Regions from separate parts of the Homo sapiens genome. Here region 2 is linked to region 1. The links are chromatin loops, found by intact Hi-C in ENCODE. Cell type or tissue: endothelial cell of umbilical vein. All regions are shown on one strand.

Evidence for each region. Peaks named below come from ENCODE experiments on the same cell type or tissue, not always from the same donor. Only the 100,000 strongest peaks of a DNase experiment are listed, where the experiment ranks them.
Region 2: a loop joins it to region 1, with 3 times the contacts of the local background. A loop is called at or near these places in 1 of 110 quality-filtered maps.

What each region holds. Positions count from the first base shown.
Region 1 is chr3:14,671,813-14,676,812 of GRCh38, reverse strand. It overlaps CCDC174 (coiled-coil domain containing 174), which reads right to left. Exons shown (of 11, transcript NM_016474.5): 11 at 4,158-5,000. It overlaps C3orf20 (chromosome 3 open reading frame 20), which reads right to left and starts at 1,672. Exons shown (of 17, transcript NM_032137.5): 1 at 1,561-1,672. RefSeq lists enhancers at 3,111-3,160, 4,486-4,695, 4,630-5,000. In endothelial cell of umbilical vein, a CTCF peak has its summit at 2,881 (motif pointing left); a DNase peak (open chromatin) is centred at 2,872.
Region 2 is chr3:14,845,252-14,850,251 of GRCh38, reverse strand. All of the region lies in intron 1 of FGD5 (FYVE, RhoGEF and PH domain containing 5), which reads right to left. Among named protein-coding and RNA genes, the nearest start is that of FGD5, 29 kb to the right of the region's middle. RefSeq lists an enhancer at 1,996-2,290. In endothelial cell of umbilical vein, no CTCF peak of the experiment used is centred here; no DNase peak of the experiment used is centred here; H3K27ac peaks cover 243 bases.

The DNA.
Region 1 (5,000 bases):
ACACTGGAATCTCATGGTAGCCATCCTAGAGTGGATTCTCAAGGAGATTCACTGTGGTATCAAAGGGCCCTTACTGTGATGGGTCTCCTGACAAGACCCATGAAGAAACATAAAATTGACCATCTCTTTGACCCAGTTTTCCTGCTTATGAAAGTGGCACCCCAGGGGACAGTTTCAAAATGGGGGGGAGGAGTGTCAGGGAAGTTATCTGTATAAAGATCGATGTTTGTTAAACCATACTAAAAGATGCTTATAGCCACTTCATTCCCTATAGTGAAATAATGATGTACATTAAGCTGATGAACTATTAGGCAACAATTAAAAATAACTAGGAAGCTCGGTTTTAGAAATGTTAAAGAAAGAAGAACCAAATGGTGTGTATACACTGATTACACATTCCATGGAAACCTGTGCAGATCATAAGTTGGACACAGAGATACAAAGCCTTTTCTTTTTAAGGAAAAGGTGATTATTTTTGGAAAAGCAATAAAACCTGGGTTCCCAGCAAAGACAGTGGCACAGTTACCAGACTCACTTGCAACCTGGGAGACCTGGGCTGGGAGCAAGGTCCACTCTTGTATTTTTTGATTTTCAAAAACCGTGAACAACTATGGCTGTGCATGGAGAGGCTGGTGTGGGGTGGGGTGCGGGGAGGTGCTCTGTTCAACCGCAGGGAATAATGACCAAAAAAAAAAAGGCGGGGGGGAGGGGGAAGGAATGCAGTACACCCCACAGAAAATGCTTAAAACCTGGCCAAACTGTTACTAAGCATGTGAGCTTTCAGACTTAGGGAGAATGTGGCAATTAGAAATGTAGTGGAGGGCCGGGTGCAGTGGCTCACACCCGTCATCCCAGCACTTTGGGAGGATGAGGCAGATAGATCATCTGAGGTCAGGAGCTCGAGACCAGCCTGGCCAACATGGGTGAAACCCCATTTCTACTAAAAATACAAAAATTAGCTGGACGTGGTGGTGCATGCCTGTAATCCCAGCTACTCGGGAGGCTGAGGCAGGAGAATCACTTGAACCCGGGGAGTGGAGGTTGCAGTGAGCCACTGCACTCCAGCCTAGGCAGCAGAGCGGGACTCCATCTCCAAAAATAAATAAATAAATAAATAAATAACAAAAACAAAAGAAATACAGTGGAGAAAGAAGCTGTTTCAATTGAGGGTGGAACAGATGCAATATTTCTGGCCACTCCTACCACTGGACAAACACACACTTACTATGAGTGACTATATAGATGCAGCCTGGGATTTACTAAGAAACACCATAACAGAACATCGATAGGCCAGGTGACAGCTTTTCACTACAACACCTTACTTCCTTTGAACATTTGGATTTTCTAGTTTTCCTAGACAATGACCTACACCCATCATATCATTCCTGGCCTCTCGCCCCCAGTACACACACTTTAAACATGAAGATAATGTCCACAGCCCACCGGGGCAAAACACCTCACTCAGCCAGCTAACAGGGGCAGGCAGGATGACTGCAGTAGTTTCATCTACTCTCATTTTTTCAGTGGGTCAATGAATTCCTTTCAGTGATCATCACTCACCTTAGCCATGTAGTTTTTTATAGGAACTGCTTGCCGAATAACCGACTTAGTTCAATTTACTGACTTAAAAGGACACAGTATGGCATGGGCTACTCCAGGTTGTGTTAACTGTAAAGACCAGTACCCATCCCCGTTCCAAATTCTAAACTCTACTACCTCATCTGCATGTCACAACAAGGTCAGCTGAAAACCTCCCTGTGGGCTGCACTTGAGCTTTCACAGGGAATAAACGACATCACAAGTCTGGCAAATGTATGGCTAAACGCAGCAGGAATCTCATGTATATGGATCTGAATGTTCTTTGGGAATTCTGCAGCAAATAAAATGATTTATTGAGCCAATTCAAACGAACTCTATCAAAACACACAAAGGCCTAGAGGAGAGATTACAATGAACGTAAATAATTCAAGGCAATTTTTGATCTAAAGCATTTTGCTTAGCTCTACAAAGGCATGAATGAGGTGTGGTCACGTTTTTGTATAGGAGGTTTTGCCACTACTTGCTCCCAAGTTAAACATGGCCACAGAGTATTGTGAATGTTTAATGTATGCCTGGGAAAAATTTATTGGCCAATACTTTAGTTACTAATGGGAGGATTATGTATAGTCGGACCATAAAGCGTGTAAAAGCAGATCACTTAGAGCCGCTCTGTCCAGGACAGCAGCACTAGATGCATGGGCCCTTTGAGCACCTGAAATAAGGTTAGCATGACTAAGGAACTGGGTTTTATTTTTTCAAACTTGATGTTCAATTCAGTTACTGAAAAACTTTACTATGTTTAACTATCTTTGGAACAACTTGGATATGAATTTGTGTTTTTCAACTGCATATTTTACAAAATCTAAATACAGATCAAGTATTCCTGATGAAACGTTAGCATCCAAATTATGCTATAACCAGATACACAGTGAGTTTTGAATTCTTAGTGTGAAGAATAATTTTAGATCTCACTAATAATTTGCATATATTGAGTACATATTGAAATATTTTGGATATGCTGAGTTAAATAAAATATGTTATAATTTCACTTTTTAAATATGGTTGCTAGAAAATTGAAAATGACACTCTGGGCTTATTTTTTTTTTTTTAATTTTGAGACGGAGTTTCACTCGTTGCCCAGGCTGAAGTGCAATGGCGCAATCTCAGCTCACGGCAACCTCCACCTCCCAGGCTCCAGCGATTCTCCTGCCTCAGCCTCCCAAGTAGCTGGGATTACAGGCATGCGCCACAGATTTATTTTTTATTTCTGTTGGAGTGTGCTGTTTTAAGAGTATGGAGCTGACATTTAAGAATTCTAATGCCATCTGCTGGATACACTGGTACAAGACAGGCCCGTGTCACAGTAAGACTGTGATGGTGTGTCAATACTCAAAGAACTGGATCTGAAACAGAAAAGGGCTCACAAAACACTGAACTAAATTATACTGTTAAGAGGGGATTATAAATAGGTTTATTTAGTTTTTGAAATCCCAGAGAAAATGTGACTCACAGTTATCTTCAGATAACAGTGACCATGAGCCAACGAGCATAACTGCTTCGCCGTCCACCCGGGTGCTGCAGGCATGGATGTGGTCACCTGGGATGGACCCTTTGTGATGCTGGCTCCCACACCTACAGCTCTTCCTGCTGCCTGCCTTGTCTCTGTCTCCCTTCTCCTTTCTACTCCACAGTCAGCCTCAAGTCCTTCTGCTCTGGGTTACACACACATCCTCTTTCCATCTTTCTTTGTCTATTCATTGTTTTTTTTTTTTTTTTTGAGACACAGCCTTGCTCTTGTTGCCCAGGCTAGAGTGCAGTGGCGCGATCTTGGCTTACTGCAAGCTCCGCCTCCTGGGTTCATGCCATTCTCCTGCCTCAGCCTCCTGAGTAGCTGGGACCACAGGCACCTGCCACCACGCCTGGCTAATTTTTTGTATTTTTAGTAGAGACAGGGTTTCACCGTGTTAGCCAGGATGGTCTCGATCTCCTGACCTCGTGATCCGCCCGCCTTGGCCTCCCAAAGTGCTGGGATTACAGGCGTGAGCCACCGTGCCCAGCTGTTTTCTTTCTACCCTTTCTTTTTTCTATTTTTCCTATGATTCTAGCATGTCTAATAATTCTATTTTTCTTTTTAGTATTCCAATTTTTCTTTTTGTCTCCTCCCTCTTTATCCTACAAGCTGTTTCAGTAGGTTTTGTAGTTTTAGCTCTTACATTTAGGTCTTTGATTCATCGTGAGTTGATTTTTTGTATGTGGTGTGAGGCAGAAGTCCAAACCCATTCTTTTGCATGGAATATTCACTTGTCCCAGAACCATTTGTTGAAAAGACTGCTCTTTCCCCACTGGATGGTCCTGGCACCACTGTCAAAAATCAATTGACCACGGATATATGTTTTATTTCTGGACTCTCGCCTCTATTCCACTGATCTATGTGTCTATTCTTATGCCACTACCACACTGTGTAGATTATCGTAGCTTTGTGGTCAATCTTGAAATCAGGAAGTGTGAGTCCTCTTTGTTTTTTCTCTAGATTGTTTTGACTATTCTGGGTTCCTTGCATTTCCATGTGAATTTTAAGATTAGCTTGTCAATTTCTGCAAAAAAGGCAGCTGGGTTAGTTGGTTTTTATGTGTATTTATTAAAAAAAGCAATTACCCGATTAGGCTGACAGAATGATTAGGCTGACCATTAAAAGGACTGGCAACTTTATCCTCAGAGTTTAGAGGTAAGTTTGTAAGAATTCAGGATGTTTGTCTAAGATTGCTTGATACTAGGGCAACAAGACTGAGAGCAGAGGGCACTAAAAAGACTGTCTAGGGGTTAGACATCAATTGTGTTTAAGTCTGAGATCTGCCCCTTAGGTACCATATGACCCTGCACAAGTCATCGACCCCTCCACACTCCAGTGTGTCATCTGTAATGAGGATGGGGCACTCCCTTCCACACTGCAGCACTGCGGGAACCGAGACAATGCCATCGCAGAGGACCTGCAGGGGACAGGCTACTTCACTCACTCCTCTCCTTCCCACTCTTCAGAGAACAAGGACTTGTGCTACTGTATTCTCACAGCACTCACTGGCCTGGGAACCAGCTGTGGGAGCCCTATGGGCCTGGTCATCAACTCTCAACTGCTTGTGTGCAGCTGTAGGAACCCTCTGAGGTGTGGCAGGTAGAGGATGGGGTGGGTGCCCAGGCACACTGCTGACTTTCTGGAGCCCTGCCCACCCCCAACCCTCTCCTTATTACTAATGACACGGGAACCCACCTGCTCCACTGTGCAGCCCCAAGTCTGATCCAAGTCAGGCTCCTGAATGTGAGGAAGCCGAGCATGGGGGCGACAGGGAGGTGGGATGCACTGAAAAGCTCTAACCATTGCCGCTAAGGCACATCAGTCTCTGACCAGGTCCAGCAGCCTCCACGTACGTCCCAGTCCTTCAACACACATTTACTGAATGCCCACT
Region 2 (5,000 bases), 170 kb before region 1:
CTGCAAGATGAGCTCTACAGTTGTGGGTCCTGAGCACCTAACTCCAGCCCAAAGCAGGAGGAAACTCAGACGCATCTTTCTCCTGCAACCTCCGCTCTGGGAGTCAGAGGAAGCCAGACCACAGGCGAAGCAGGAAGGGCCGGGGAGTCACTGCTCCTGCCCCAGGCAGCTGGGGAGGATGCAGCAGCTGGAGATTCACAGAGGACACTATAATTTAATAACCACACACCACATCTGAAGTTGCCAGGAGCTATGAGAGGGGCAGCCTGTGGTTTCCAAGTGTGGTGGTCTGAATAACAATCCCCTTCTCCCACCCCTCCCTTCCACACAGACACAGCCAGCCAATACTAACAACAGAAGCAGCAGCAACAGCAGACACAGAAGCCAGCATTTTTTTTAGGGCTTACTAAGTGCCAGGTGCTCTATGGCTTCTTCCCAACCACTGTATCCTGTAGACATTAACACTCCCATTTTACGGATGGAGAAACAGGTGCACAGAGGCTAAGTTCAGGGCCAGGATCTGAACACAGGGAATGTGGTTTCAGAGCTCCCCCTCTGACAATGAGTCTATGCAACCTCTACTGTATTTATTCATTTATTAAGCACTGAGCTGAGCACGTCCCAGGGGCTACCTCGTTTGATCCTTTCAACCAGCTTAGTGAGGGTTAGAAGCACTTTCAACCACTTAGTGAGGTAAGCACTATTATTATACTCATCTTTCAGTTGGAGAAACTAAGGCTCTGTGAAGTTAAATGACTTGCCCAAGGTCCACTCTGCTATATTCCCCTTCCATCAACCTCTCTCAGACAAAACCACAAGCAGATGGCCCATGGCTGGACCCACACACTGGACACATCCATTCATTCGGTTCACTGTCACCTCCTCTGTGCTGGGCAGTACCAGGGCAGAGCAGGACTCCCAGCCCACAAGGCATGAAAATGTGTGAGAGGTGCCAGGACACAGAGGAGTGTGCACAGAGCACCTGTAGGGCAGGTGGGCGCAGGCCTTTTGACGCACATGAACAGGAGCGTCACCTGTGGCAGGAGTGGGATGCCTGGATGGGGGACGCAGAGGGAATCCATCACACAGGGCCAGACAGAGACGGACACACTGAGGCTCAGGCCCAGAACGGAAGGGCCTCACACTTGGACCCAGACACGTGATAGTGCACACATGCTCTTGTCATGTCACTCATGTGGTCTTCCCCAACTCCATCTGCCTCCTCTACTCCAAACACAGAAGAAGCATTTTCAGAGGATGCCACCCTTTGCCAAGGGCTCTAAACCCTATAAATCCACGCTGCTCCTGAGGGCAGGGGCTGCATGTGATTCTGCTGGTCCCTAGAGCCCAGATGAGAATGGATGCCTGGAAAGTGTTTGCTGACCTGAGCTGATCTGACTTCTCACACCAGCCAGGGCCCAGGGTCCTCTCCTTGCCAAGGCCAGCTCAACCCTTACATCCTACTCTAGGAAGCCTTCCCTGACTACTAGCTAAGCTAATGGGGCTGAAGCTTTAGGTCCTACACTTGCATGGGTGGGTACCTTTCAAGGTTCAATAAGTTAATTTATAATCTTTTTTATTTGCATAAATTTAAAAAATAACCTATATACTATCAGTATAATCAACATAGAGCCCATTTCTTACAAGATTTTAATTTTCACACACTTCTTAAGGAAGCTTTTTGTGGTATAAGTGAGGTGCCTAACCTGTACCCCATGGGTTCCAGGGCTGCATGGGGCTGGCCTGGCCTTTTTGCATCTTGGTTCTCCCATTTGGGTTCTGTACTCCATGAGGGCAGTGAGCCCTGCGGTGTTAAGGCTGCAGCAAGTTACCTACTTAACAGATGGGGGCAGTGAGGGCCAGGGGGAAGGATGAGAAAGCAGACCAGATTTCCATGGCTCCCAGAAGCCTCCCTGCAGAGGGGGTCAGCTGTCCTGGGGTTCAGGCGTTTGGGGTGTGGCAGTCTTGGAGGGAAGAGGCGCGGGGAAGGGCAGGGCTGCCCAGGAAGTGGGACTTTTGCCTCCCACAACAACGAAAAGCCTCGTCCAAAGGGTGAGAAGAGAGGCACCGCCCTCAGCCCCACATGTCTTCAGGGCTCACAGTGGCTGGCTGCCCCTCCTCCACCCACCTCCCAGGACTTGTCCTGCATTTCCTGTAAACACCGACACTTCCTCCCTGGGGAGGACCTGGCAGTGTTGGGGCCACACCCCGCGGCTGACAGAGCCCGGCAACAATGGCTGGCCCGGGGCTCCAGCTGGCCACTCCACACCTCAGGCCTTCCCAGGGACCCAGAGAAAGGCTACCCTTTCCTAGAGCTGGGGAGCCCAATGCCCCCATGCCACAGATGGACAACTCAAGGCTCAGAGAGGAGGGGAGGCATCTGTCCTGGGCTACACAGCAAGTCTACAGCCAAAGGCAGGGTTATGACTTGCTCATCTCTACACCTCAGCGCCTCATCTGCTGACCATGACACACTGAGCTCTCGAAGGTGAGAACACCCGGGAGGAGCTCAGTCTCCAGCCAGCCTGCCTAGATTTCCAAAACTTGGTTCTTTGCCACTTATCAGCTACACAACCCTGGGCAAGTTTTCTGTGCCTCAATTTCCTCATCAGTAAAGCAGGGATAGTAACAGTACAGACCTCATTAGGTTGCTGTGAGGATTTAGTGAAGTGATACATACAAAACAACGAGAACATACTGCAGCTATGTTGCTGTTCCTGTTTTTAATGTTTACTGAAAGCTCCAACCAGGACAGACTCTGAGTCTCCAGACCTCCATCCCACCAGGGATGCTAATTGGGCTCGGCTTTCCAACTTCAAAGCAGTTCAGGGTTAGAAGCACTGTTCTAGGAGTCAGGAGACTCTTGCTCTGCCAGTAACTCACCCCATGATCTCGGACAAAAACACTTCCCTCCTATGTGCCTCAGTTTCCTCAGCTATAAAATGGAGACTAAAACCCTGCTCTATCTCATGGGTGGCTGGGAGGTAAAATGAGACAACAGACAGAAAAGCACGTAGAAAAGTTCCAGTTGATACATTAGGTGTTTCGGGTGGGGGTCGGCATTTCCAAACAAATTGTCACAAAAACTCATCTTCGAGGATAAGCCCTGAAAGTCTTTATCAGTATGGTGTTAATAATCTGGCTACACTGACAGCTTATGTGTGCCAAGTCCTGGCCAAGTGCTTACCAGCAGGATCTCATTCACTCCTCGGAACAACTCTCCCAGCAGGCTATTATCATTCCCATATCACAAAACAGAGGGATGGAGGGGGACCACTAAGTTCAGTCTCCCTTGATTTGTCCTAAACCTGTTACCTTCAGCTCTAAGAACAGGCTGAAAAGGGTTTCCTTACAGCCCAGCTAAGATCTGCACAGCACTTCACAGTCTACAAACACCTCCACATATTTCATCATGGTTCATTCTTCCCGCAAACATGTAAGGTAGGCATTGTCACCTCCAACAAAGAGAAGAAAGCAAGGCCCAGGGGGGCTGAGTGACTGCCTGCGTCCCACAGTTACACAGTAAAAATGGGGTCTCTGGTCCCACGGTTGGGAAGTTTCCCCTTTGTATGACAATGCTTCTTCATCTTCTGCATGAACCAAGAGGACCTGGACAGTGGCTCCTGACTCTGGACCCAGCACAGGGACATGTCAGGCAACTCCCCCGTGGACCTGGGGTGCCGTGTGAGCAGTTTCTGAGGCCTGTGGCCGGGTGTCTGGAAGTATTTATGAGCTATGCAACTAAGCCTGCTTTTTCAGTCAGTAATTGCTTTGAAATATGGGTTCTGAGAGTTTGGCTGCAGTGCTAGCTGGCACAGCCTTCTCCCCACATGCCAGGACAGAGACCACGACAATAGAAAGCTGGGAAAACCACCCACCCCACAGACAACTCTGGCTTGGGATGAAAGAAAGCATTGGAAGAGAGGCAATGAGCTGAAAAATAGAGCCCCTGAGGATGGCACCCTCCTCCCTCAGCCCCATCCTCACTAGTACAATCTTTTGGCTCCCCAAAGAAGCCCCTGAGCCCCCAAACCACACATGCCTCTCCCACATTTCAAGCATTTTCTTCTTCCATGTGAAGATTGCACCAGCCACACGGGTTCAATTAACACGACAGGTGTGCCCCTAGTTAATGACTTGGGAGATAATTCCGACATGAAACAAGCTTGAAGTTTCATCAAATAGGGAAGAGGTTTTCTAACAATCAGTCACTTTTATGTCAATAAACCACGGGGCTTGGTGAGTTTGAGTTCTCATCCCTGTACTCACACCCAGTCCCAAACCCAGCCTCTGAGCAGCACATACCTCACTCCACATCCTTCATGTCTACCTGTTGGGCCACCTGTCCCCCAACTTCAGTCATAGCCCCTCTCCAGATTCTGAAATTCACACTGCCACTAGTCAGGGAGGACCTGAGGAACTTGCTTCTGTATCCCAGGGTCTGAACATAAAGTGTATTAAAGGCAGTTTTCAAACTGTAAAGTTCTATAAAACAAAGCACGTGGCAATGAACACTGCTCTAGACCTGTGGGGGGATGACTATGAAGCCCACCCCTGGGGATCTTGTTTCTGATGCAAAGTTCACCTTCAAGTGTTACCAGGCTCCAGGGTCTGGGTCTCTGTCTTGATAAACTCTCCCACATCCCAGCCTCAGTAGATGGAGTCTTGCTACCTCCACCCTGCCTGCATCACCTGTTCCTAGACTTCTTAGTTCAGGGAAACTTCTTAACGTTTCAGAGTACGGAAAGGAACCAAAAACTAAAACTGCAACAATGCAACAGCCTTGCAGCAGGAGCAAGAACCCTGCCCCAGGAGGTATTCAAGCACTGGCTTATTGAGAACTGAAGCATCTGGGAAGGGGAGGGGCATCCCCATCACTAAAGGTCCCTTCCAACCTCAAAGTGAGTAACTTCAGTAGTTTCAACTTAAACCTTTCAGAGTAAAATAAGTTAGGGGTCGATGTGGCCAGCAAGTTGAGGATGATTTCAGAATGCAGCTGG